Linked DNA regions of Mus musculus: all the other regions are linked to region 1. A link is a loop called in an ENCODE intact Hi-C map of the cell type or tissue named here. Cell type or tissue: left cerebral cortex. All regions are shown on one strand.

Region 1 (4,000 bases):
TATGAAAGAACCTGGATCATCATGGAGGCCTCTTTATGTCTTTCTTCTTAAAGTACTCTCCCCCACCTACTACTTGGCTGGTTGCTGAACTGCATTGCAAAAGACACAACATTCTCTCCTCTTCTCCATCCCCTACACCTCCAGTCACCAAGATTCTCATGTTATCTATCCTGTCCTGTTTGTTTGTTTGTTTGTTCATTTGACGTGATAATGTTGTTAGTAAGCTTCCTCCTGAGTCCATTTCTAAATTATTCCGAGACATCCAAAAGAAATCCCAAATTTCCATAAGAACAGCTCCATGTCCCAGAGTGAACATCACAGTACATAAAGGTGATCGTGTGCACACAACAAGCACATTTTTAAGTTAATGTTTTGAGCTGCAGGATGAGCCCACATGCTCAGATCCAAACAAGTTTAAATCAGAACTAAAACTAGAGTTTTACTCTCAGTATCATTTCCATTTCACAGAAGTGTGATGTCTTCCAGTTTCACCACATTTTATCTTTAGGAATCTCTCATAACTGACCAAACAGAACCTGATAAGTTGCCTGGATCAGAAGAAAAAGAAACAAAAGTCTTCTATTTCTCCATTCTGTGATAAATTGGTGTCCTTTATTTTTATACCTTTGTTTTCAATTGTTGCAAATGAATTGCAATTGTTGGTTAAAATGTAAATTGTTTATATTGTTAAATTAAGTTATATTGTTTATGTGGGTAAATATAGCTATACTGTTTCTTTCACTTTCCTCCAACTTGCCAACACCTTCATCCTTTCTCAAATTTAAGATCTTTTTAAATATTGTTGAGAGATTATTTTGCATGAGTACATGAGTACAACTTCACAGGCATATTTAGTGTTGCATATATATGTATATATGTATATGTGTGTGTATATATATATACACGTGTGTGTGTGTATGTGTGTGTGTGTGTGTGAGAGAGAGAGAGAAAGAGAAAGAGAGAGAGAGAGAAAGAGAGAGAGAGAGAGAGAGAATTTCAGAGCTGACCACTTAGTATTGTACAACCAGTTAAGAGCTCATACTGGGAGACAACTACTTCTCTTTTCAGCACTCCTTAACTTCTTGTAGTTCTTTACCTAAGGGTGGGGCCCCATGACATAACCCCCCTTCCATATGTATCATAACTGAAGCATTCCTGTCATTTTTAGGAAACACAATCTTGTAGCGCACATTCTGAGCTTCTGCTCCATACAATCTTAACACCCCCACTTCTATGATGTTTCCTGAGCCTTAGGTGCAAGGGTTGTAATTAATGGGGATGGACACTCTGTAATCAGCTGTTATCTGCATTTTTACCAGTTGTGGTTTTCTGTAATAGGATCCTTCCATTGTCAAGAGAAGAGTTTTCGTAAGGGCATAGGAGCTAAATTTATCTGTGGGCATAAGGATATGTATTTGGATGGTAGTTAGGAATTATGATGATTTAATATAGCAATACTAGTAGGCTCTCATCTAAGATGTATGGCCTCACACTAGGCATAATTTCCTTCCTTTTGAGCATCCCTATTAGTACAATTCGAAAGCTGTTGGCTACTGTCAAGATATGTGTAGCATTATTGCATTCTTAGGAATATCTCATCATGCTAGCCATTGTTGTTGTGCACAGGCATCACAGCCAGGTAAGGCTGGAGTGTTTTTAAACAACCACAAGAATAATATACCCCAAAAGTATACACATACATTTTTCTGTTCTCGGTATCCATTTATTTCTTGATGGACATATGGGTTAGCTTTATTTCCTTGCTGTTATAAATAATGCAGAAACCAACAGTAGTTGTATAACTAAATATACATGGTAGGATAGAGAATCCTTTGATTATATGCATAGGAATGATAGAGCTAAGTTGTGTAATAGTTCTATTTTCAATTTTAGAGAAGTATGTAGGATGTGTGAGTATGTTTTATGGATGTGTGAAAATATATGGATATGCATGTGCTTTTCAGTGCACGTTCACCTCTGGAAGTAAGATGTAAATGGATGGAGTTTTCTTTTCTATCTCCCTCTGCCTCTATCTATCTATCATCAAGCTAGCTAGCTAGCTATTTTGAGGTAATCTCTTTCAATGAAGTTGGAGTTTACTGATTGGTTAGACCAGCTGGCCAGTGAGACACTAAGATCCTCCTAGTGCTGTGAATGACAGAAACACATAGCTATGCCCACCCTGTACTTGGTGCGAGATAGCCTCATGCTTGTGCATCAAGCAATTTATCCAGCAAGCCTTTTCCCCCAGATCATATGTTTAAATTCTGAGAATTTTATCCTTGTTTCCATAATATCTGTACTAGTCATATCCCCATGGCAGTGTATAATGAATGGTGCCTTTCTCTCTTCATCCTTGTTATCTTTTGTGCTAGAGAAATGAAGGAAGGCAATAGGATACCCAAGACATAAGTTAATGGGAGTGGGTAGAAGAATTCCAGAGCCAAGGGGCTGGGGAGAAAAAGTGGCTAAAAAAACAATAAAAATAATTTTTTGAGACAGGGTTTCTCTGTATAGCCTTGGCTGTCCTGGAACTCACTCTGTAGACCAGGCTGGCCTCGAACTCAGAAATCTGCCTGTCTCTGCCTCCCAAGTGCTGGGATTAAAGGCATGCGCCACCACTGCCCGGCTTAAAAATAAATTTTATTTGAAGATGATACTCAACATTGCATATATTAAGTAAAAATAAACGAAATAATTTTAAACAGCAAAAAGGAAAAAATAAATTGGATGCCACCTCATAGGTAAAATAACAAGTTCCTATTATAGAAAAGCATGTGGTTTAGAAACTATTGCTGTGGCCATTGTAGAAAAGAAAATAAATCAACTCTTAAAAGATCATGCTTAAAGAAAAGCAAGAATTTCTGAAGTATGTTTCACAATTGTCTCCAGCTCTTTTAAGAATTTTGTAATAGGGCTGACAATGTTCTCAGGTTGGCCTTGAGCTTGCAATGTTCTTGCCTCAGCCACCCAACTGACTTGACTTAAAGACATGTACAGCGATGCCTGGCATTCAGTGTGTTAGGGCTTCATTGCCAGTCTTCTGGAGTGTCTTGTGTGGAGCTGGCATAAGGGTTTTGTTGACTGCTTTTAGCTATCCATCTGTGAAGGCTCTGATTCCTAGAGATTTTATTGTAGGAAGATTTCAACAACAGTCTTGTCTAGAAGTGATGAGAACAGATGGACCCGCTTTTTCTCTGGTCTCAGTGCTAAAGTGTTAAGTGTCTCAACATAAAGCATGGGACTTGCTAAGGCTCCATCATAGGTGTCTTCTATCTTCTATCTGTAAGTCACCTGTTTGCAATACCATACCCTTCTGGTCTAACTGAGTCCAAGCTTCTGCAGACCCTTAGAGGCAGGTTAGTGTATGTGGGCTTTGTCTTCTTTATATAGTCTAGAAGAAGCTCTATTTGTTCTACCTTGGCAGATGCCATCCTTAAATAAGTTTCTTCTAAAGGGTCATTGTTTACATCCTCATAACACTTCCAGAAGACTGACAATGAACCCTCAACAAACTGAACATGTCTTTAAGCCAAGTCAGTTGGGAGGCTGAGACAGGAACATTGCATGCTCAAGGCGAGCCTGAGGAACATAGTCAGCCCTATTACAAGATTCTTTAAAGGAGCTGAGGATGATAGCAGAGCATGGAAGAGACTCTGTGTTTAATCCCACAATGGCACATTTAAATAAGTGAACCAATAAATACATATTAACAAATTGAACATATGCAATTCATAATGGGCTACTCAGCTTCATACAAGGAAGATAAAGACAGTTTAACACACTCAAGTTGATGAATGCTGTGTTACTGACCTATAAAACTACAATGATGACTGTGAAAGCTATAGCTGAGTGAAATAAAATTGAAAGTGCATATGCTATGATTCCATTTATGTATTTTTTAAGAAAGACATAGATACACAATACCATAAGTCTAGTTCACCAGATTCCTAAGGAATTGATTATTATGCCAAGGACAGCTGGGCACAAAGAAGAGCAA
Region 2 (4,000 bases), 260 kb after region 1:
GGGCTGTGACATAGATGTCTGCTATTCCAGTTGATCAGAATAGTATTGCTTGTGGTTGTAGATTTTATGACGATATCTGTGCTACTGACATGCACATTTCTGGAGGTAGAAAATGAAGTTTGCAGTTGTCACTATAGAAATATTTTTGCACTTAATCCTTTTAATCTACTTTTTATATTTTGGAGCTCTGCTCCTTAATTTCTTAGGTACATACTTATTATAGCTTCTTTATGAATGACCATTTTATTATTATAGCTTCTTTATGAGTGAACATTTTACTATTATAGAATATCCACAATTAATTCTTATGATATTTGTATTAAAGTCCTTTTTTTGTTTGTTTTTTTCAAGACAGGGTTTCTCTGTGTAGACCTGGCTGTCCTGGAACTCACTCTGTAGACCAGGCTGGCTTTGAACTCTGAAACTCACCTGCCTCTGCCTCCCAAGTGCTGGGATTAAAGGCGTGCACCATCACACCCAGCTTAAAGTCTATTTTATCTGATATTAGTGCCATATGTCTTTTAACCATTATCTATGCAATTATTTTTTTCTGTCTCTTCTGTCTAGTTTAATGTCCACTCAACACAAATTAGAGTCTTTTGGGGAGAGGGATTCTATTGATAAAATGCCTCCATAAGATGAGCCTGTAGACAGACCTCTAGGAAACATTCTAAACTAGTGACTGATGTGGATGGTCCGGCCAGTTGTGGGTAGTGTCACCCCTGAGCTGGTCCTGGCTGCAGTAAGAAAGCAAGTTGTTCAAGCTGTGAGGAGCAATCAAGTAAATAACATTCATTCATGGCCTCTACATCAGTTCCTGCCTCCAAGTTCCTGTCCTTTTTGAGTTACTAGCTGTGATATACATCACTATCCTGTAAGCTAAAATAAACCATTTCTTCTACAGGTTACTTTTGGTCATCGTGTTTTGTCACTGCTATGGAAAGCCTAACTAAAACATTGCCCTTTGACTTCACACCTATTTTTGTATTTTTAATCTAAACTAACTCTCCTTTAAGAGGCATATAATTGAATACTGACTTCTCCATACCACCATCCTCTCCCTTTAAAGTGGAATAACAAGGAGAAAGAGGAAGAGGAAAAAGGAGAAGGAACAAAAAGAACAAGAACAAGAACCAGAACAAGAACAGGCTCTATCCCGCCGAAGACAGAAGAGAGGAAGATCACTAGCAAACACACAGGAATGATGGGCTTGAAAATGTGGAGAAACAACCTTCAGCGAGTGGCAGAAAGAGTAGGCTGCTTGAAATATGGCTAGCTCCAGGGGTGCCACATGTGCTAGGTGAAATGTGGCCAGATCAGAAGTGCAACGCCATTGGCTGCAGAGATTCTATTCTGGTTGAAATGTGACATGATGAGCTTCAGTGACAAAGCTGAGTTTCACTGAAGTGAATAGTATAACCTCCCTGCTATCACTGTGAAGCTTGAAGACTGTGGAACACAGTACCATACAGGCAAGCAATAGCATGGCTGTATAAGACAGGAGCTATAAGGCAGTCTCATAGGTAAATAGAACTGTTTTCAGACAGACTATTAAAACACAGGCAAAAAAAAAAAAAAAGGAGCCTGGATCTGAGTTAAAAGAGAACACCCCACAGCAAAGGTAAACACAGCCCTCCCACAACCCACCTCCACAGAACCAGGAACATTGAGGGAAGCAGCCTGGAAGCATGACTATTCAGGACAGAGAAGAGAAAGCTGCAGCTGGCAAGTGGGCGCAAAATACTAAGAGAGGCATCCCTTGTTCAGAATAGGGAAGCACCTACCAAAAGATACATCTGACACAAACATTTTTCTCAGTAGGAGGGGCATCCTGTCTAAGTTATTTGTGTTGTTGATGAATAGCCATCTTCCTACTTGCTCACACAGCTATATGAAATATAATGTGGGGAGCAGGGCAAACCACATCCCTCCCAGCTAGGAAGAAATGCTGATAGATGTTATGAATTTGACTTCATTTTCTTATATTCTCTTTGCTCTAAAATGTATTTTATGAATTCTTTGAGAATTTCTTACAATGTATATTTATCACATTCACTCCTCTCTACTCCTCCCCTTTCCAAACTCTCAACCATCCATCCTTTCCAACTTTGAGATTATTCTTCTCCTTCTGTTCCTAACTAGTCCAGTTTGTGTTGCCCAGATGGTCTTGGGATTGGAGGTGCCCTGGAATGTAGTTAACCTACCATGGGTCACATAATTAAAAAATAGAAATAGATAAATAGATAGATGGATAGATAGATAGATGGATAGATGGATGGATGGATAGAAAGAAAGAAAGAAAGAAAGAAAGAAAGAAAGAAAGAAAGAAAGAAAGAAAAACTGAACCCCCAGAAGCTATCTAATGCTAGTAACTCCTTAGCCAGTAGTGGTTTTAGTGTCCTCCTCTACTTCTCTTTGTTGAGATTTTGTCTGGATGGAGTAACCCAAATTCAATGCAAGCTGCCAAAATCACTTGGAGTTAATATACATGCATCTGCCCTGCTTGTAAATCATGGTTTATTTGATGTTATCCATAACCACTGTCTCTTACAGTCTTCCCACGCCTCCTCTTTACACCTTTGTATTTCCAATGTTTAGTTGTCCTGATACAGCCAATGCCTTGCCTTGAGATGCCTTGGTGACTACTATCTGTTCCTTTTTGCACTTACTCTCTACTTTGTCTGCTATTTATCATATTGCTAAGGAGTATGCTTTATCCTGTTTCTACTTTACTCTTTTTCCCTACTTACTCTTAGTTTCAAACTTTTTAAATATTTGTAATAATTTAATATTTTTCATAAAATAGTTTTAGAAGCTCTAAAAGTCTATAAATTATATTTTTGAGCAGTTTCCTGGCCCTCCTTTCTTGAATCATATCAGGGGCTATAATAGAAGTACAAAAGTATTTTGCTGAATGCTACAGGGCAGACCTGTTGTTTAGTCATTGTTTCTATCAGTGCCCACCTTCAATAGAGATAAGTTTCCATGAAAATTCACAAAAAATAAAGTCATGAGAATAAGGAAATGAAAACACCAGAGTATACATCCATTCCAACCCTTATCAGACTGCCGTGAATAACATGGAAACAGAGAGAAGGCTACCATGGCAGCTCCACAAGGTCTCAAATCTCTTCAAACCAGGAAAAAAGCAAAGAGGACAAACTAGCTGAAATGAATCAAAAAGAATCTAGAATTCTACTTTTCAAAGGAATGATGCATATGTAGAGGGCTAGAGAAGAGGAATGAAGGATGAAAATTAAGATGACGTCATAACCAGCCAAGAGGATGTAAAGCTTGACAATGCAAAGGAAAGACCCAAACTGAAGGAATAACTTAGCAAGGAAACCGAGACTCTGAAAAGGGAAAAAACAAAAATGTTGGAAATAAGGCAACTAAACAATCAAAAATGGAGTTGAGCCAGGCAGTGGTGGCGCATGCCTTTAATCCCAGCACTTGGGAGGCAGAGACAGGGAGATTTCTGAGTTCAAGGCCAGCCTGGTCTGCAGAGTGAGTTCCAGGACAGCCAGGGAGGGCTATACGTAGACACCCTGTCTCGGAAAAAAATAAATGGAGTTGACAGACAGACAGTATCAAAGAGAAAAAAGAGCATTTGAGATGGGAAACAAAATGGAAAAAAATACTCCACTGAGACTGCAGTAAAAAGAAACAACACATAAACATGTTCACACCACACACTCAACCAAAACCACAGAACAAAAGCAACAATGAAAACTAAAGGTGCAGAGAATACAGTTTGTTAAGTGGGTAGTGTCTGATGTCCCCCTGCCACAGGTAAACCATTCCATCTGGAAACTTGATGAGAAGTTGAAACAAAATCATACAACTTTGAGAACAGGGTCCACATTTACCCCCTCGGTTTTACAAACCACACATCTTTGAGAATAATGTCCATATTTCTTCGTCCATGCACCAGTAGTGCCACGCTTCTGTGACACCAATGATCTAGTGAGAGGGTGATGAGTGGCAATTTGGAGTGCTA
Region 3 (4,000 bases), 370 kb before region 1:
CTTAAAGTCACAACTATAAGTTCCGTTTTTCTAATAATCACATAGAAATGCAAAATATATGCCTTTCCTACTTATATTTCATTCGTGTTAAATAAGCCAACAAAAAGAAAGCATTAGCACAACAATAGCTATGAAAGTAGGATCCAATTACTAATACACCAAGTTTAAAGGAACCAGGGTGAGAAGTCGGTTCTGAATGTTTATTTATCCATCGTACATCTGTTTCTACCAATGTTGAATCCCATACTGTTGTTAACAAATGCAGGAAAAATGTCAGCTACTAGGATCAATGTCACTTCGCTCCTGTCATGCCAAGTTGGAGGTGAGTGAGAGATCAATTCAGAATGATGTGAAAAGATCTGCTCCAAATGATATGGAAAGATAACAGTGGTCGAACATACAAAATCGAAAGATGAATTAAGCACTGCATTTCTTGATTATTTTCCCCCCTGCAATATAGATGCAGAGTCATACCGTTGTTCCTCAGAGTATTAGATTAAGGGCATCCAGTCTGTCCTTTGGCATAAGGGGATGGGAAGAGAGAACAGCTATTGGCCTACTCAGTGTATGGTTTTGAAGGACATAGAGGCATGCCCTCTGAAGGAGAAAAACAAAGTCTACACCCATGAGTTAGTAAGGAAGAGGCAGTGTGCAATGTGAACATCCTGGTGACAGGATTTGGTGTTTGCTGTACATGTACTATAATTTGAATGTCTTAAGTGCAAATGTCATCTAAAAATAGAGCAGGATAAGGGACTTATATCTGCAACATTTCAAAACTGTCCTTCAACAGAGAGAGGATGAATCTCCCAGGCTATCAGATGAAAGGTGGCCTTCTATGATTTTACTTCCCAGGTAGACAGCTAGTTCCCACAGTTGGCCTTTTATCTTCGGTGATCAGTACACCTGGATATGTCTTTAACTATTTTTCTATTATGTCTGAGTTTTTTAAAAGGTCGCATTTGTGATGGGCAGTAATGTTTAAATTTAAGACTATTACAATGAATTTTGCTGAATTCTTTCCTAAATTCGGTTTCTATGCCACACCCCTAAGTTGCCTTGATCATTTTGTTTACTGGCAATACTTTTCAAACAAATAATTGGACAAATAGTAGTACAATTAAAATGATTTTGAAAGCTATTATTCTAATCTAATTTTTAATACTCAAAGTGAACTCTATTCCAGTTATGAGTCTATAGAAACACAGGGACAGTTATGAGAGTTTATATTCAGGCAAAGATTATATCACTGACAAATTCAAGACATCAACACTCGGGGAAAGCTGCTAAAACGAAGCCAAAATTCCCTTCTGTAGTGAAACACTGCAATTCATCAGAGAACTGTTACTCCTTCCTCTAGGGTTGCCCACAGCAGCCTGTAAGCTGTTCACATGGACATTTCCTGCACTGTGAGGGACACAGAATATTGAGCTGCCACAAATAATTGCCTTTACTGATGGGCAGATTACATCATAATGTTGAAACAGCGCCTGTTCTCGTTTCTCAGGGAATTGAGACAGCGCCAGGAGTGAGCAGAGGGTCTTGGCTCCCATCCCTGTCATGCTTGTATTCTGGGGACTTACATTTCCTCTGCAGTTTTAATATGAGACTTGGCCAGTCGGGCCTAGTTCCAGTAGAGTTATCCCCATACTTCAGAAGATGAAAGATGGTCATGTAACATTATTAAGGAAATGAAATTTTTGGAGTTTCAGTATTACAGTGACATACAGAATTTGACACCATTTTGAAAGAGTCAGAACCTGAGGACCTTTGGGGTTCTAACCAGATGAATATCAAGACAGTCATTGTGACCACTGGGAGTGTCCTGGTTCAGGGAACCAACATGGAAAGAGAATCAATACACACGTTGAGTCATGTGTTAAAAATATAGCTTTGGATAAAATTATAGCGGCTTAATGGGTAGCTTCACTAGAATCTACAGTCTGACCCCAGATATTTGCTGAAGCCCCAGGACCTACCTGTGCTTACAGTTAATGCTATGAGGTGTGACAGCAGAGATGCTAAAGATTGTGCCTTTGGCCTCTTGAATCATTTGGAATTTCCTATTAATGAATGACATTTTAATGAATTCTCCTTTCCATTCTGGCTCTTTAAGCCTGCTGGACTATGATGAAAGTCTTTGCCTGACAGCTTCATTTTCTTTTTGGCTTGAGAGGCAGCTTCATTCAGCTCTAGGGAGGTGCATTCTGACTCCCCACAGATCTAAATCCCCAGCCAACCTCCAACAAGTCTAGGGTCCAAACAATCACCAGGGAGAGCTTCGTTTTGTAAGCTTAATTACACGTGCAGTGTTGGACCCAGGCCAGTAGAGGGCGATAGTTCCACTTAACTGAACTGTGCAAAGGGAATCTTGACAAAGTCTGTTGGGAGAAACTGCCAGGGTGTTGGAGAATTCAGCCTTGTTCCGGCACAGTGACTGCAGGGGAGAAGGTATTTTCAAGCAGAAAGAGCCACATTGGAGAGCATATTCACATGGGAATTAGCATTACTTGATTAGGAAACTACAATCTCATTACATAAAGTGTAGAGAGGGTTTATGTAATAGCCGTAGAGGGAAGCCAAGAAAGATAAGACTAGAAAAATAGTGGCAGATGGTGAATGGTCTCCAAAGCTCTGCAGAGAGGCTTTGGCTTGGTCTCGCATATATCAGGGAAGACTGTGGATGAGTGTGACAGGCTTGGAATCAAATACATTTCCTGGTAACTTTTGTGGAGTGTGTAATGAATCTTCCAGAGATGTCAGGGATAAATATGACTTTACAGGATTATAAAAGTCACAATTCAAAGCAGCTATGAATGTACTCTGCTTCACCCCATGCCCCCAACAGCAGGAGTATTTACATTTGATTTTTGCAACATAACTCCTCCAAGGACAGTTGTGTAAACTCACACCGGCTCTTTTGGAAGTAGCAGGGGTCTTCTTTATTCAGTTTTCTATTGCTATGATCGCCTTCTTCCTATTTCTTGTTGCAGCTTCTCTGAACAAGATTAAAGCTGTAGCCTTTTAACCAAAATAAGCATTCAAAAGTCTCACTACAATTTAAATTCTTGGCACAAAGCAGCCGTTTTTACCTAGACAAGCTAAGGAGTATGGAAAATTGGTAGAACAATTTGGAAGGGAACTTTGTACTTTCAATTGGCATCAATTGACGGTATGTGAATTATACTTTTTGTTTCTTGGTGTTTGGGGTACTTTTCCATCTCTTACAGTTCACAGTGAGTCCGGGAAAAATCAGAAACACCCCAGTGGCATTTTGATACACTTCTTGAAAGATTATCAGACAAATCAGACACACTCTTAGATATGATCCAGCTTATTTTTACAGCTTATAGTTTTGATTTATTTTCTCGTTGCTCTCTTCCAAGTTATTATTTTACTGGCAGCATAAAAAAAATTGGACCTATCAATCTATCAGAAAGTGCTTTGGACTCAGCATCATGCTCATTCACGTGCAGTCCAGCGTGGTTATCAAAGCAGCAAGGTTTTGTCTTTTGCAAATGACTGGAAATAACTGCAAGTCTTGAGCAGGAAATTGGGGCTCAACCAGGAGAACAAATTATGGTTTGCTATTTATTTTGAAACTGATTATCCTAAACTAACTTCTAGCTCATACCAGAGATGTCAAAGAAAACGGGATATGTTTCATATAAAATTAAGCAATTAACTTCAGGCAAAGAGTTCTGTCTGATTGTTGGTTGCATCTCTTAAACACATGGTCCTTGTTGAAGAAAGAAAATGTTTACCTTGTGTAGTCTATCATTGTTGTTATTCTTCTCACTATTATGTAGTAAGGGCTTGGTCATGTGGGACTAAACCTATACTCCAGATACACTGTATGAGGAGGAAAATGGGCCTACATTCATTATTTTCAAAGACAGGGCTCATGAGTCTTTGTGTAGAGATGAAAATTAACATATAAGCTGATGACTAGCCCCATGGAAAAGAATTACTCAAACATGCATACCTTTAATTTCGGTGG
Region 4 (4,000 bases), 330 kb after region 1:
ATTGCAAACTTGTACAACCACTCTGGAAGTCAGTTTGGTAGTTCCTCAGAAAATTGGACATAGTACTAACAGAAGATCCAGCAATACCTCTCCTGGGCATATACCCAGAATATTTTTCAACTGATAATAAGGACACATGCTCCACTATGTTCATAGCAGCCTTATTTATAATAGCCAGAAGCTGGAAAGAATCCAGATGTCCCTCAACAGAAGGATGGATACAGAAAATGTGGTACATTTACACAATGGAGTACTACTCAGCTACTAAAAACAATGAATTTATGAAATCCTTAGGCAAATGGATGGACCTGGAGGATATCATCCTGAGTGAGGTAACCCAATCACAAAAGAACACACATGATATGCACTCACTGAGAAGTGGATATTAGCCCAGAAACATAGAATACCCAAGATACAATTTGCAAAACACATGAAACTCAAGAAGGAAGACCGAAGTGTGGATACTTCATTCCTTCTTAGAATGGCGAACAAAATACCCATGGAAGGAGTTGAAGAAACAAAGTTCAGAGCAAAACCTGAAGGAAAGACCATCCAGAGACTGCTCCACTTGGGGATCCACCCTATAAACAACCACCAAACCCAGTCACTAGGAAGATGCCAAGAAGAGCCTGCCTGATATAGCTGTCTCCTGGGAGGCTCTGCCAGTGCCTTGCAAATGCAGAAGTGAAAGATCACAGTCATCCATTGGATGGAGCACAAGGTCTCCAATGAAGGAGCCAGAGAAAAACCCAGGTAGCTGAAGGGGACTGAAGCCCTATAGGAGGAACATCAATATGAACTAACCAGTACCCCCAGAGCTCCTTGAAACTATACCACCAATCAAAAAAAACACATGGTGGAACTTGTGGCTCTAGCTATATTTGTAGCAGAGGATGATGGCCTAGTAGGTCATCAATGGGAGGAGAGGCCCTTGGTCCTGTGAAGGTTCTAAGCTCCAGTATAGGGGAAGGCCAGAACCAGCAATGGGAGTGGGTGGGTTGGGGAACAGGGGGAGGGTGGGAGGGGATAGGGGATTTTCAGAGGGAAAACTAAGAAAGGGGATAACATTTGAAATGTAAATAAAAAAAATCTAATAAAAAAGAAAAAAAATAAAGTTGAGTGCAGAAAAAAAAAAAGAAGTGGAATTTATTTCAAGGACACAAAAAGAGTTCAGTACTTACACTTTACAAAACAACTCAGCACATATATCTTAATGTTTGGAATGGCAGATTCCGGTATTGTTCTTTTTCTGCAGGATTGTTCTGGCATATGGTATCTTTTGTAGTTACATACAAATATGAATTTTAGGATAGATTTTTCTATTTCTGTGAGTAATGACATAGGGGTTTTAATTGGAATTGCAGTTAATCTTAGACCAAGATTACAGTGCTAGGCATGAATCCCCTTCTGTGAATCAGGCATCAATTCCCATAAGAAAGTAACTAATTATCTTCATAAATCTTGTGCCACTATTGCACCAGTCAGTATTGTTTAGGATCCAATCCTGGGTACAACCACTCATGTGTTTTCTTTCCTTATCTACCCTATAGTATCTTTCAACACTATAAAAGATAGCATGAAAAAACTTTCCTGTCCAGTTTCTTGCTCTTCAAACAAAGTGATATAAGTTCTGGATCACCTGTATTAAATGGATAATTTAATCTGAATTTTTTTGTTGTGATTATTACGCTGACTTTGCTGGGTTTGAAATAGCTAGCATATATTTCAACCTCATTCCTGTGGCCAGTTAGTGTTGATTTGTGACTCAGGTAGCTGAGGCAATTTCAGTTCAGCTTAGGGAAAGTCACAAGGACTGACCTGCTCTGCAGGTACTTTGTCTGGGTCAGTAGAGTGGAGCATGAACTGCAGGGTTAGAGAGGTGTGGCTCTGACCTGAGCAGCAACTGCTCCAGGCAGTGCTTAGTCATGGGGCTGGCAGGCACAGATACTGGGAAAATGGCTTCTGACTGGGGGAGCTGGCAAAGGCTCCACAAGGTTCCTGAAACTCAGTGGTTTGGTTACGAGTGGGCATGGGAGGTGACCTCTATCTTTAGGGATGAACAGGTAATCAACACATATCCTGATATAGAGGAGTAAGTTGCTTTCAAGGGAGTAGATGCAATGATTTCCTATGGGGAAAGTGGGTATTCCATACAGCTTGTCAAATGGTAGGCTAGGATGCCAGAATGAGAGGCTAAAATGGTGGCTCTGCACTCAAGACCATACACTGTTCTTCTCGGGGACCTAGGTTTGATTCCCAATACCCACATGGCAGTTAACAACTGTTTGTAACTGCAGTCCCAGAATGTATCATCCCCTCTTCTGGCCTCTGCAGGCATTGCATGCACATGGTACACAGACATACATGTAGGCAAAATACCTGTGCCCATAAAATAAAAATAAATAACTCTCTTATTGAAATGCCATACAGAAATGAGAATTTTGCCTATGCAGTGAGCAGGGGCTCATCCAGGTCCTCAGGTGGTGATGATGGAGTGCCAGGGGCAAGATAGACAATATACCCTACCTGTTAAGAAAAAAAGGCACTTTAAGAGGGCCCTGGGATGGTGGCCATCAAAGACCAGAAGGCAGGGAGGGTGTGCTATTTCTAAGAGGAAGGGACTGAAGTTCCCACAAGAAGGACAGTGGGGCTCAATTTTCAAAGCAACAGATAAAGTCTTGCAGGGAGTAGCTTGAGATATGGCCTGGGATGGTGGCATTAATGTGTCCAAGGGAGGTGAGAGTGAGGGCTCTGCCTGGGAAGAGAACAGTGTGAGTACTGCAAAAAGGATGAGGTCAAGCAGCAAGTGAGTAAGGAGATCCTGGGAAGGGGGCATGGTTGGGATTCCAGAGGGAAGAAGAGAATGTGGTTCCAGGCAACATGAGCAGCCATAGTTTTGGGAAGGCTGTGGGGTTCCAGAGAGAGGAGAAAGAAAGAGCCCCACTGGTAGTGTGAGCAGTCGATATGATGGGATGGTCAAGACATTCAAGATGCCCACCCAGTAAGAAATCGATTCACAAATTTGAGTGTGTAGTAGTTGATATCATAAGCTGTCTAGCCATAAATAATACTCACATATAGAATATTGAATAAAAATGTTTACACGAGGATTGAAATTTGTTAATTACAACACAAATTCTATTTATTGAAAATTGTTTAAATGTCTTCACTCTCTACATAGAAAAGAATTGGTCACAGTACTTGCAGTTACCACTAAGGTGTTCTGTAAAATATTGATGCATGCACTAAAAATAAAGTACTAAAACCTAAACACCGATATTGTACCTTTAAAAATACTCAGTATGAATCACAAGCATAAATGTAATATCATAAAACCATTATGGGATAACTGGAAAGTTTAAAAGACAACAGAATAAAAGCAACCCTCTTAAAAATAGGAAAGGGTAGGTGCATCACTAAAGATGGCAAACACGCATCTCATTAGTGAATCCCAAGTTAGAACATGAAGGTCCCAGTACTCACATATTACACAACAGACAGCTTACAGAAAAGAATAAGAAACACTGGCAATGCCCAACACTGGCATATTAATAAAACCTTGGGCTCACTGGAGACAGAACTAAAAATGATACCGCTTCTTTGAAAACCAATTTGACAGGTTCTTACAAAGTTATGCATAATTTCTCTACACAGTTGGGCAATTTACGATCATAGACATTTGTGCAGTTGAGCAGACAACTTAAATCCACACAAAAACCTGCATAAAGGTGGTTTTCGTTGCTCTAGTAATCATCAAAACCTTTTGCCAACCAAGATACCCATCAGCAGTTCAATGGATTCACAAAGCATGGCAAGTCCGTGGAATATGACAATGAGTATTTTTTCTCTAATATATAAGAAAATAAGCTGTTGATGCACATGAAGAAATAAATAGTAAATCACACGGCTACACGAAAGGAGTCAATCTGGTCAGCTAAATACCACATGACTTCAACTATGTCACATTCTCAAAAGGGCAAAGCTGTGTTAGAACATAAAT
Region 5 (4,000 bases), 570 kb after region 1:
AAACACTCCTGTACTTGAGCACCTGATGTTTTCCTGAGTGGGTGGGCTCATACAGCTGTCTTTTTAATGTTTCTAAACCAAGAGTTGATGAACGTAACTGTATGACTACTGAAAAGAGTATAAAACAAGATGTTTATCCATCTTACACAAATGGAATGGTTTCTGGTAACTACGCCAATGGCAACTAACTCACTACCGCTCTTGACTGAGCCTGCTGGACGGAGATTGAGTGACAGGTCTAAGCACTTGATTTGGATCAAAAGCAAAACTACTGACTGGCAATATTCCTGTCTCATTCAAAATGACTTTAATGCTACTCTAAAGGGGGGAAAATACTCTTTTTTACTGTTTGGGTGGTTATCTGTTCTGTAGTGCCCTGTGAATGAGAAACTGTGACTTTCAGGCTCAAAGCAGTAAGGCATATAGTGCCAGCTGCAAGTTAGTCTTCCTCCATATTCTGTTTGGGCAGAATGCCAGTGTTCACCAGGTGACTCCATCTGCCTCATCAGCCCAGCTATGCCCCCATGCTCCACGGAACTCCATTGCAAGTTATCAGCTGCACTTAACCGATGAGAAACTTAGGCCCGCTGGACTCTCCAAACAACCTACATATCCTTTGATTCTGAGGGGTTTGGGCTTGCTTCCAGGATCCCAGGCAATACTTCTCTCTGCCCCCAGGAATGAGTGCTGGAAATAACACGGTGACCAGCCTCCTGGTCCCAGAGCAGCTAATCACAAAAGAAACTGGCAATTCCACCTGAGACAAGCACTTTTGGATCCAGTTGGTCACCATGCCAGGAGGTGCAGAAGGAGAGACCCCACTGTGGCAGCGAGAGGTACCAGCCATCCTCAGGATACCAGCCTCAGATGTGTACTTCTTCCCAGCCCAGGCTCTGGGCATTACAAATGGAAAAGTTCCCAAGAGAAGCCTAGCCCTAGAGACTGTCATCAGCAAAGGATGAAAACCTCCTGGCTGAATGCGCCAACTCCCAAAGCAGTGTAAGTTAATACATTCTTGCTGTTTAAACTCGAGAGTCATTCTCTGTGCTGTTGGCTACAAGAAAGTGACTTCCAGGATCACTCGGGGATTTTTCAGCTGCTTGGCTAGAATCAATTCATCCACTCACTGCAGAATTAGCCAGATGACTTCTGAGCCTTTGGAAGCAATGGAGGTTAAAGCATTACACAAGCCTTCTGCCAGCCTGGATTTCTTCCTTCCTGTTGGCATCCAGGGGCAGCTCCTTCCCACCAGGATCCTACAGCACGAACACACCCAGTGACTGCTGGTCTCTAGGAACAGGCTCCAGGGCACTCTGGCTTTTCCTGGAATCTTGCTGTGCGCAGGTGGCTCTGTCTTCTTTGAGAGGTGGCACCGAGCCGACCGCCTGCCTTGATTTTCTTGCTGCCTCTTCTCTCATAACTTGGTAGTCTGTTCGGAACTGAGTACAGACAGTGCTGTAGAGGTAGATGGGAGTCATCCCACCTGCCTACTCTGTTACTTACAGGAAAAATGTGTGTTCTGGGTGCGTGCTGGTCTAGCGTCTTTCCTGAGTTAACCATGCCCTGTTAAGATCCTCAGTTGTCATCTGCTTCCTTGGCTGTATCTACTGCAGCATTCTAAGTTTGTACTCCAGAGGATGGTTACACAGAATCCCGATGAATGGCTCCCCCTAGTGTACTGCAGCGCATCACAGCAGCACTGTGCTCAATGCCTAGTGAGCACATTCATTCAGAGATATGTGTAATATATTTTCAGAGATAAATTCATAGACACATATAATATATCTTCATTTGGCATTCACAGAGCACTTAAGTCAATAATTATGTGTTATTTATGTCTTTAAGATATCATTTTTTCATAGTTTTTCCTTCCAAGAGCTCTATAGCCAGTTAAAAATGATCACTGCTAAGTTTCTATTTGCTTTCTGAGTTTATTTTATTCAAGATGTTCTTGTATAATATAGAGAATAAGTGAGGAGGGATTAGGAAATGGGGAAGGTGATAAGGAGATGAGAGGAGAGGAGAGGAGAGGAGAGGAGAGGAGAGGAGAGGAGTGGAGAGGAAAAGAGATACAGGATAAGGAAAACAGGAGAAATGTTTGGGAGTAGGGAAAGCTTCCCATATGGCAAACCTAGGTTATAATTTTGCTTATTGTCTAAAAAAATTCAATTGCAGCTAATTAGGCAATATACAGTCGTGAAGCTAACAGAGATGTGTGTAGAGTACATTTTGCTAAGTCATCAAGGACACCAATCCACTATGCATTCTGTAAGCATTTTACAAAGGAATATTGCCATTTTAGGATGCTTAAGGCTCTGTAAAGTCCTAGGGCAGAAGCAAACCATTTCAAAAGCCTAGTTGATTTTGCTTAACTCCTATCTATGATTTTGTTCATACAAGAAAGTATCCGAGCTTCTAGAGTGGTATGTGGAAATCCTCTGAGGACAAAGTGACTCAGTGCCGGGTGAGTCTCCACTGTCCCTGTGTCATGTCAGAAGCCCACAGTGGAGTAATAACATCTTTGCCCAAGTGGAAAGCCATGGTCCTACAGAACACTTTGTAGGAAAAACACCTTCCTAATAGTCTCCTTAAAGAACTACTAGTGTCTCTAAGGGGCCTGGGCACCTTGAGGACATGGGATACTTTGTGGCCTGAGTGTCACAGTGGAGCATTAGCCCTGAATGGGCACTGGATCAACCCTGGGTAGTTGATGCTGAGTGCCACCATGGTCAACTGAGGGCATTGCCCTTAGCAGAACTCTCTATTAGACCTAAGAGTAATATATGATTGGTTGGTTTTTGACAACTTAACAGAATCTAGAAACATCTGCAAAGAGGGAACCTCCATCAAGGAATTATCTCTGTCAGTTTGGCACATGGGCATGTTTATGGGGACATTTTCTTTATTAAAAGTGGATGTGGAAGTCCAGCCCATCATGGGCAGTGACTCCCCTGGGCAGCTAAAAGAAAGCAAGCCGAGCAGGTCATGGAGAGCAAGCCAGTAAGCAGGTCCCTGTAGTCTCTGCTTCAGTTCCTGCCTCCACATTCCTGCCTCAAGCTCCTGCCCTGGTTTCCACAGATGATGGGCCTGGAAGTTGCTTTTGGTTTGGATGTGTATCACCATGACAGAAAGCAAACCAGGACAAATATGAAGTACTCTGGGAAATCGTGGCTCTCCTGTTATGGACTTACTGGCCTGCAGCTGCTTCTTCTACTGCGCTACTCTAACATCTTCACCCATCACGACTTTGTTCAGAATCTGCTCCATGCCCAGTGCAGTGTCAAGGTCAGAAGCAGTGAGGCTAAATAAAGGAAGCACAAGGGATGACTCTATAAAGAATTTGAGGCTACCCAGAGAGATAAATGTACATGGGAAAATTAGAAGCCAGCTACAGGGATATGCCGTTACAACGCGTCTTCCCCTCTCAGCTCTGCCAGCTCACCCAGCCACACTGTAAATATGCCCAGTATTCTGGCACACGTGTTAGCCATTTTTATAGACTGGGAAACCTTCCTAGACCTCTCTAATGCTCCCCACGACCTTTCGTTTCAGTCAGATCTCTCCATCTAACACGCCACCTCAGGAGGTCTAAGTCTCACACAGACCCTTCTCTTACTCAGTCTCCTGGCCTTAGTTGATTTCACCTTCATAGACCTCATGACTATGTATGCATCTCTCCACATTTTTTTTATTGTGCTTTAAATAGGCTTGCTGGACCAGAAACGTAATGAGGGCAGGGATCATGTGCATTTCACTTGCTGCAGTTTGGAATGGTATCCTCTGCAACATAATTGCTATTTCCTAGAAACAGCAATTTCCAAGGAAACAGGGTCTGCAACTCATGGCACTTTATATATGCTAAATAGGATAATGATCAAAACAACACAATTTCCATTCTGCACATTTGAATATTGCTGTTAGTGGCAGAGTCTCACATGTGGGTCTGAATTTACAAGTATCTTTGCAGTGTGTGCTTGTGGATATATATATATATATGGAG
Region 6 (4,000 bases), 550 kb after region 1:
TGTAGTTAGTTACACAGCCTACAAAAACATGGAAATTGCTGACCCTCTGCAGGGTCAGTGGCTTTCTGAGCTTCCACAACATGGTGGTACAAAAGAAATCACTATGGATACCGGCCTTGAGAGTACAGGGCCAGAACTGACCCAAGGACACCAGATCCTGATCCTTCAGCAGAGCCTTCATTCTCTCCAGGTGCTGTGTGGTCTCACAGCAGATGGCCAAGCGAGAAGACAGAGACTGTGGTGTTCCTCCTAACTCCCACCCTTGGTGACCTCTATCCAGGGTACACCTAAGACTACGGCCTGCCACATTCACTGTACTTCCACTCACAAAGTCAAAAAGAGCAAGTCAAGAGAAATGCTGCCCACCTGCATTGAACAAAACAGTATTTCTGCAAGGGCATTAGTAAACCCAAATATAAGCCATCCAGTATAAGCAAACCCAAAGGAACTGTACCACAAAACATGAAAAGAACAGGACCCTTTAAAATCTATTATTGTCTCTCCCTAAAATAAACAGTGTCATCCCTTACTCTACTACAGTTGCTGTTTGTACTAGCCGTTCACAAACGCTGGAGCTTTCTTCTGCCGTGGGATCAGAAATCAGGATTATGCATTTGCTTTTACATAGGAACTGATGCTGTAAAATGCTTTGGGTACAAACATGCATCACCCAAGGAGTTGGTATTGCTCTTCAGGACATCCCTGGGTAAGCAGGGCATGGGATAACTCCATATAACACAGAAGGAAGGCCCTCAAAGTGAGACTTAAACCAAAATCAAGCACTCTGCACCAGTGCTGAGTGCCTTCAACCTCAGCCACTGTACCACGCTGCCTCCCCAAGGTGGATTTAACCTGTACACTTGCCATGTTCTCAAGCTAGCTGCTGAAGGAGGGAATGATGAAAATAATGAATTTGCCAAATCTTGACCCAAGTATTTAAAAAAAAAAAATCCTAGTAACGATGCCAGCCTTCTTGAACCCACAAACACACAGCCATGACTGGCTTTCAATAACTATACAGCTGCAGAAGAGGCTGGCCCCACAGGAAGGCTGATTTTGCTGTATTGTCTGTCTAAACCCCAAACTTCAAGCACCCCAAACTCTTAGAGGTCATTAAGCAACAGGGAAAAGATAGTAAGAAAATATCACTACATAATTCAACAACTAAATCCCATCGTGGCAAAAATATCACAGAATCCTTATGAAGGGCTTGTTAAAATTAGGCCTATTAATCCAACTTCTATAAACTTGCCTTATCCGACAAAGTCACAGAAAACGAACCCAGAAGATAGTCCACACGTAAATGCCTCAACTTTATTTCTTCTAGGCACAAGTTACATCCCATCCATTTGGTGCATGGAAGAAGGTAAAGAGATGCCAGCAGGCAAGGTTAAAGCTTGGGCATCCAAAACACGACGCAGCCTGAAAAGTGACAGAACCACGAAGTGCCACCCTCAGTGTTTGCGGCCAAGAAGGGAAAAAGCACGCTAAAATTTAATTATAAGTTTGGCAACTTTCTAAGTCAGGAAACCTGGGTATTTCGAGCTCCAGGAATCGCTCGCATCACCAAGCAAACCATCCTCCGAAGTAGCGGCTGGGCCAGGGGTAAAGAGTGGACTGTGGATGCAGGCAGAATCCAGTCTCCTCGGCGCGGACCAGCCCGCCCGCGGCCAGCCGAGCAGCTGTTGATCTCGGGGCCATGTTTTTAAAAGCCCGGGCGGACCGCGGGGCAGAGGATGTGTGGAGCTGAGCCCCGGAAGGAGCGGGGAGGAGTAGGGAGGAGGCAGGAGCGTCCCGGGAAAAGTCAGAGAGGGCTGCTAACTGGCTCACCTAGCAGCAGCGTGCTCCAGGTCCGGCCGCGCCCGCGCCGCAGGCCCAGCGCCCAGTGCAGCCCGGCCGCCAGGCGGCCCGCGAGGCCGTCCGGGGCGGGCGCGGCGGTCCCTGCGCGGGGTCCCTTCCTGCCCGCCGCGCCCCTGCGCCCCGGCGACGGCGGCGTGCGCTCCGACCCCAGCTCCCCGGCGTCCACCTCGGATGCCCCGCTCAGTGGCGGCGGCGACGAGCGGGCCGACCGGGGCGGCCTGGGAGCCGCGTCCCGGTGCTTGCTCCGCGCCTGCAGGACCATCTTGGCATAGTCGCGCCCGCTAGCTGCGCGCGCCCGGACGGCGGCCGGGATCCGCGGACTGGCGGTCGCTCACTCTGGCCGGCGAGGGCGGGCCGGGAGGCGGGGACAGCGCGGGCCGTGTGGCCGCTGCCTACCGCGTGGCGGCCGAGAGGCGGCGCCGGACTCCCGCGCCTCCGCCGTTGCCGCTCTCGGGTTGCCAGGGCGACAACGGAACGCCGCGGGGCGGAGGCGGGGACAAACTGCGAGCGGCGCGGCCCCGCCCCTCCGGCGCGCGCGCCCGGGCGCGCTCCAGCGGCCAAGCGCGCACGCGCGGGCTACCAGCGGGGCGGGACCGGCGGCCAGGGGAGTAGCGTGGACGACCTCCCGGAAGCGGCAGTGCGCCCTCGGGAACCGGGGATCTGGCTGTGAGGCGGCGTGGCGCGGGGCGGGAACCTAGTGGCCACGGAACGGCGCCGTGGGTACACTCCGGGGTTTCTGTGCATTAGGCTTGTGCAAGAAACTAACGGGGTAAAAGTGTGACCTCGCCACTCAGAACAGCCAGGTTTCTGGTTCAAGGATGAGAAGCAGGGAGTGGACCGAGTATTCAAATAAGTGTCCGGTAGGTCGGAGCGAGGATGTAATCTGAAGGCCTGGGTAGGAACCCAAACTCAAGTCATAAATGAAAAGGGCCTGTCAGGGAAGGTTATCCACGTGTTACTTTTACCTCATGTATACTGAAAGTATGGAAACCGGCTAAAAGATGTGACACTTGAAAACGAATTTTCTCATAGCAGGATGTAGGAGTTAATGAAGAAGCCCAGGGAAAGAAAAAAGAAAAAAAAAAAAAAAGAATATGTTCCAAGTTAACCTTCCTTGCCTCCAGCCCATTGCTATTTGCACAAAGCCTTGGAGAATTGCAGCAGCGAGACTTATTTCTTGGCTCCTGTCCAAATGAGCTTGTTCCAAAAAGTCTGGATGCTGGAAATCAAGGCACATCGTTTCACTTTTCTCCACAGTAATTACAGGGGTTTCAGGAGGCTCTGGCTTCTATTGCTCACGACTTTATTAATATGAGCATTCATTAACTCAGGCACAAAGAATGGATTTTGTTAAAGGACTCACCGCTATATTACACTTTGTAAGTTTCCTGAGTTTGATTATTAAGTTATGTATTGAAAACAAGGAACAACTGTTTAAGACACCTCTATTTAAAAAAATGATTGACAGTGTCATACAGGGGCTTATATTGTGAAATAAGGTATCAGGTTGATAGAGTGTTATTTCTAGGGTTGATACTAAATTTATAACCTACCAGATTAAAAGAAATTTACTTCAGTGTCTGCCAAAGACAATAACAGTAATTTCATCACTAGCATACTTATTAATTAGAAGACACACGGAGCTACAGTATTGGATTGCTTGTCCCTGAGATGTGGGGCATGCTTCCCAATCAGTTTTTCCATGGAGTGTCACTGGTTATATCACCCACAATCCAGGGCAGTCCTTGGGCCCACCAGTAGTTGGCTAACACACAAAAAAACGAACTCTGTGGTTATGTTGTTTGTGGAGTTTTTGTTTTACTTTGACATTTTTGTTGTTGTTGTACTGATCTTTTGCTTGTTCCAGGTTTCATTTTTGTGCTTTTGAGTGGTATTTTAAAAAGATTTGGGAGGTAAGAAGTTGAATGATAGGGAGGTTCTGGGAAAAATTAGGGAGAGGAAAAATGATCAAAATATACTGTATGAGAAAAATTAAAAGTGTGTACAAAAAGAAAAAAGTTTCCTAGTGCTTTCTGGGCTCTGTGGGGGAAAACTTGTGGTGGGGGAGGGGCGACTGATTAATTGGTACAATTCTGTTAGATGATTTTCTTGTTCAGTAAATGAATGGATGAGTACAGGA
Region 7 (4,000 bases), 240 kb after region 1:
TGTCATACGTATGAATGTAAACTCAAGTTATACACATGAAACATCTAGTAGATGCAAGGACAGAGTTGTGAGGTGAACAAAAGGTAGAAGGACCTCAGAGGCCATTCTTAACAGTCCAGCCTGTGAGATGAGAAGGTGCTCAGAGTCACGGGGAGTAGAGAAGAATGGAGATGGGACTTGCTCATGATGTGTGTAACTGGGTTCTGGGGCTCTGATCCTGTGGAAAAAAAAGCTGTGTCTTCAACTGAACAGTCTCTGTGGCCCGTTGACTGATTAGGACTTCAATGATTGTGAGTATGTGGAAACGTTGCAGGTCCACAGCCTGATTTTGACTTATCTTAGTGTCTCTTTAGCCCTGAAGCAGGCATTCCTTGTCCACCTCTGTGAATTCCTAACATTCTGCAACCAACAGGCAAAAATATTTGCAGTAAGTTAACAAAACCCTAGCCTCCACCAACGAAGAGCCTAAGATCACCATCAAATAGCAGTTTCTCTGTGCTGCTGTACCATGTACTCAATGTTTCCATGAACATATTTAAAAGTGCCTTGACTTGTGTTTTTCTCTGGTCTGTTATTATAAAAACTTCATGAAACTGAATCCACACTGGGTCATAGTATTTGGAATGACTCCAATTTGTGTTTCCAGGCCATTATCCTTTTTATTTGGGTCCAGAATAAATTTTACGTTATCCCCATTAAGGGAGTTTGTGTTTTGTGTTCACAATACTATGTTCCCTTAAGGTTTGTTGGCTAGACGCTTAGTCTGCAGTGTAATGGCATTAGCAGGTAATGTAACTCTTAAGATACATGGTATCATAGATGATGCAATGATGACAACCTTCATGAAATGAATAATATTTGCCTCATCAGATGACTTAGGGCTTTTGGAAGTAGGGTTGTTGTAAAGATCAATCCTGGCCTTTCCCTAGACTCTCTCTTCCGTTGTCATGTGACTCATCCTCTTACACCTGTCACATGTGTCCTCACTGTGCAACGTCATTCTTCCATGTTGTGGCATAGAGTGAGGCCTTAGCCCAATGAGGTAACATAATCCTACCTCTACAAATTTGAGATAAAAACAAGATACTTTTCTTTGCAAACTACACAGACTCTGGTATTTTGTTACACTGACACAAGACAAACCAAAGTACTGTGTCATAAATATGAGCAATTAGTACCTATTAGCTGCTCGTGGAAAGTGTTTACAAGCTAATGACAGAATGGTAATCTGGTTGCTGTCAGAGAGGCCGGAGTGATGTTCAACATTCTCAGAGGACATGCATGTATGCACACACATATGTGTGTGCTACACCTCAAAAAGGAGAAATGGAAGGAGATCTTCTTCTCTTTTTGATCAAACGCTAATGGCTGAAGTAACTTGTCACCGAGTGCTTTCCTATCTTATATGTTAGAAGGCAGAGGGTTAGCACACCAGATTGTTCAGAGCCTTAGTAAAACAGCAAGCAGCCTAGTAAAGATCCCTCCTAAGAAAACGTCCACAGCATGCTCTTCCTCCATGACAGTGACATTCTATCGCCAACACCAGTACGGAGTTTCAGAAATATTACGGGAAGTAAGAAAGGGATTTTGAAACACCTAGCAACTTCCTAAATAAATATATATTCCATATTCTTTCCTTAGAATGAGCATTTTAAGTGTATTCGAATAGTGTTGCCAGAGTGTATCCCTAAATCACAGGCAGACAGTTTTCACTCTCGAATGCAAAATGTTGCTGGACTTCCAGCCCAAGCTCATGCCTGGCTAACAGCCCTGATTGCAACCTGTCCCATTTTCTCACTTTCAAAATGTGAGGAAAAAAAATGAAATTCTCATTACTATGGCAAACCACAGTGACAGACAATCTGATGTCAGACTCACAGAGAAACTGGCACTAATTATGAAGCAGATGGAGCTGCATTAAGCAACGCCAAGCCCACGAGCCCTCTATGCCATACCTAAATTCAATTTTCAAAACACAGACAGCCAGACAAAGGAAGACAGAGATTGGAATCCTCCGATATATGATCCAGCAGACAGAAGAACTACTCCTCAGACACTGCCAGGCTATGAAAAAAAGTACAGCAAAGTACAGACTTTCTACTTTCAAGAAAGGGATTTGAATCCCATTGGAGAAAAACGGTCAGGACACAGGGGCAGATATGGGGCACAATACTTTGTGCTCATTCTCAGGAAGACACAGACAGATGTGCACATAGAGAATTCGTTTAAACACTGTAAGTTCTGTGCTAGGAACTGTACATGGTATATGCGTGTTTGCTCTGTGTATGTGTGTGTGTGTGTGTGTGTGTGTGTGTCTATACTAATTCACCATCCTAAAGAATCAAGCACTTGAGAAGAAAAAAGACTGAGCCTGGATAATAAAGACCCATAACAAACTTAGGTGTTCCTTGGCATTACCCACTCTGATCTGTATCCAGCTGTATCTTGGGAAAGAGTAAACACAGGAAGGAGAGGAAGTCATTGCCATATCACCTACTGATCATCAAATATAAAACCAAATCTGGATTTTTTTTTCTGAGAAAAGCAATGAAGACAATATATATAAACATAAGAACTTTAGAAACAAACTTCATACCAAGAGAGAGAGAGAGAGAGAGAGAGAGAGAGAGAGAGAGAGAGAGAGAGAGAGAGAGAGAGAGAGAGAGAGAAAGTCAAATCTGGAAGGCAGAAGAGAAAAGCACATCTCTGAGGATACAAACACACACACACACACACACACACACACACACACACACACACACGCAAGCATGTGCTAGGGAAAATATCTTAAGGGAATACTTTTGTGTCATCTAAAGATATAAGGTGACATATATAGAAACATGTCATAAATAAAAGAAAAAGAGAAGAGGATTCTCTGTTAGCTGTCAGGGTACTGAAGGGAGAAAGCTGTCCTTGGACACAGAGAGGAGCTGCATTAGGAGAAATGGCCACTATGTATAGTATAACAAAGGCCCTGCCATAAAGAGCTTTTACTTTCCAAGAAAAATGAGCTTTCTGACTCTTCAAAGTTTCTAGAATGGGTATACAAGCTTCATTGCAACTATCCTATGACTTCCGATACAGAGCCAGGCAGTACAGAGGAGCATAGGTTGTAAGGAGTAGGGGCTGAGTTTGCTTTTCCCAGGATGCATCTGTCAGTTCCCAGTTTTAGGGATAGACTATAACAGGAAAGGTAGTTAGATGGTTTGTGCTTCAGCAGAATGATGTCATTAAAAGGTGATAGTGTGGGAAGGGGAAGGGTGATGGACAGCTGGAGCAGCAAACAACAGAAGGAAACAATGACCTAGAGGTGACATTTATAATACAGAAAATCCAACCAATTGCTGGAAACATAAGTCTGAGAAGCACTCAGAAGGCCATAGAAAAGGTCTGTGGAAAGGATAGTGGATGATGGAAGCCCTTTGGGAGGACACAGGAATGGAAGAGTGTTCTGGGAAGAGAAGCAAGAGTAAATGCGGGAGACATGGAAGTGGGTTAGAGCAGAACTATCTCTGAATGCCACAGCAGCAGGGAAGAAGGTTTGAGAGATTAGCATCTTACAGGAAGAAAGTCTAAGGGTTTGCCACCCTTAACACATGAATGCAAAAGAAGTTCTTCACCAGTTCCACCATCAGATCTGAACAAAGTACTTTCTACATGCATCTCCAAAATACTTTATTTCAATTCTATGCCAAGCACTGAAACTAAGAAGAGAAAAAAAATGCTTCCAATGTCTTAACCCTGGCCATGTGTGTGTGCTCATGTGTGTGTGTGTTTATATACATGCATGCATGAACATGTCTTTGCCTGTGAATGTCAGAGATCAACCTCAAGGGTCTCCCTTGATTGCTCTCCCCCTTATTTTTTGAGACAGAGTCTCCTACTGAACCTGAAGCTCATTGGCTCAGTTAGGCTGTCTGACCAAAGAAAACTCTAGTGACGTATTTGTCTCTGTTTCCCAATGCTGATTTGCACATATTCTCTGACACCCAGGTTTTGT

Evidence for each region. Peaks named below come from ENCODE experiments on the same cell type or tissue, not always from the same donor. Only the 100,000 strongest peaks of a DNase experiment are listed, where the experiment ranks them.
Region 2: it touches region 1 in a loop (8-fold over the local background); 2 of 42 quality-filtered maps call a loop at or near these places.
Region 3: it touches region 1 in a loop (13-fold over the local background); 2 of 42 quality-filtered maps call a loop at or near these places.
Region 4: it touches region 1 in a loop (5-fold over the local background); 2 of 42 quality-filtered maps call a loop at or near these places.
Region 5: it touches region 1 in a loop (3.0-fold over the local background); 3 of 42 quality-filtered maps call a loop at or near these places.
Region 6: a loop joins it to region 1, with 2.7 times the contacts of the local background. A loop is called at or near these places in 3 of 42 quality-filtered maps.
Region 7: it touches region 1 in a loop (4-fold over the local background); 2 of 42 quality-filtered maps call a loop at or near these places.

What each region holds. Positions count from the first base shown.
Region 1 is chr9:23,949,635-23,953,634 of GRCm38, forward strand. No RefSeq gene overlaps it. Among named protein-coding and RNA genes, the nearest start is that of Npsr1, 150 kb to the right of the region's middle. In left cerebral cortex, no CTCF peak of the experiment used is centred here; DNase peaks (open chromatin) are centred at 2,051 and 3,114; H3K27ac peaks cover 3,019 bases.
Region 2 is chr9:24,210,135-24,214,134 of GRCm38, forward strand. All of the region lies in intron 3 of Npsr1 (neuropeptide S receptor 1), which reads left to right. Among named protein-coding and RNA genes, the nearest start is that of Npsr1, 110 kb to the left of the region's middle. In left cerebral cortex, no CTCF peak of the experiment used is centred here; a DNase peak (open chromatin) is centred at 1,703; H3K27ac peaks cover 1,812 bases.
Region 3 is chr9:23,578,887-23,582,886 of GRCm38, forward strand. It overlaps Gm39311 (a long non-coding RNA gene), which reads left to right and starts at 2,388. Exons shown (of 3, transcript XR_870585.3): 1 at 2,388-2,451. In left cerebral cortex, a CTCF peak has its summit at 2,330 (motif pointing right); DNase peaks (open chromatin) are centred at 1,357, 1,555 and 2,466; H3K27ac peaks cover 2,617 bases.
Region 4 is chr9:24,278,788-24,282,787 of GRCm38, forward strand. The region is part of intron 4 of Npsr1 (neuropeptide S receptor 1); the gene reads left to right. Among named protein-coding and RNA genes, the nearest start is that of Npsr1, 180 kb to the left of the region's middle. In left cerebral cortex, a CTCF peak has its summit at 2,348 (motif pointing left); a DNase peak (open chromatin) is centred at 3,533; H3K27ac peaks cover 458 bases.
Region 5 is chr9:24,515,380-24,519,379 of GRCm38, forward strand. No RefSeq gene overlaps it. Among named protein-coding and RNA genes, the nearest start is that of Dpy19l1, 14 kb to the left of the region's middle. In left cerebral cortex, a CTCF peak has its summit at 1,677 (motif pointing left); DNase peaks (open chromatin) are centred at 590 and 1,607; H3K27ac peaks cover 999 bases.
Region 6 is chr9:24,501,009-24,505,008 of GRCm38, forward strand. It overlaps Dpy19l1 (dpy-19-like 1 (C. elegans)), which reads right to left and starts at 2,132. Exons shown (of 23, transcript NM_001359948.1): 1 at 1,831-2,132. The coding sequence starts at 2,122. LOC115487153 (a long non-coding RNA gene) reads right to left here and starts at 1,525. Exons shown (of 2, transcript XR_003948106.1): 1 at 1-1,525. In left cerebral cortex, CTCF peaks have their summits at 855, 2,246 and 3,624; DNase peaks (open chromatin) are centred at 755, 1,702, 2,288 and 3,026; H3K4me3 peaks cover 2,960 bases; H3K27ac peaks cover 1,748 bases.
Region 7 is chr9:24,184,636-24,188,635 of GRCm38, forward strand. The region is part of intron 3 of Npsr1 (neuropeptide S receptor 1); the gene reads left to right. Among named protein-coding and RNA genes, the nearest start is that of Npsr1, 89 kb to the left of the region's middle. In left cerebral cortex, no CTCF peak of the experiment used is centred here; a DNase peak (open chromatin) is centred at 1,886.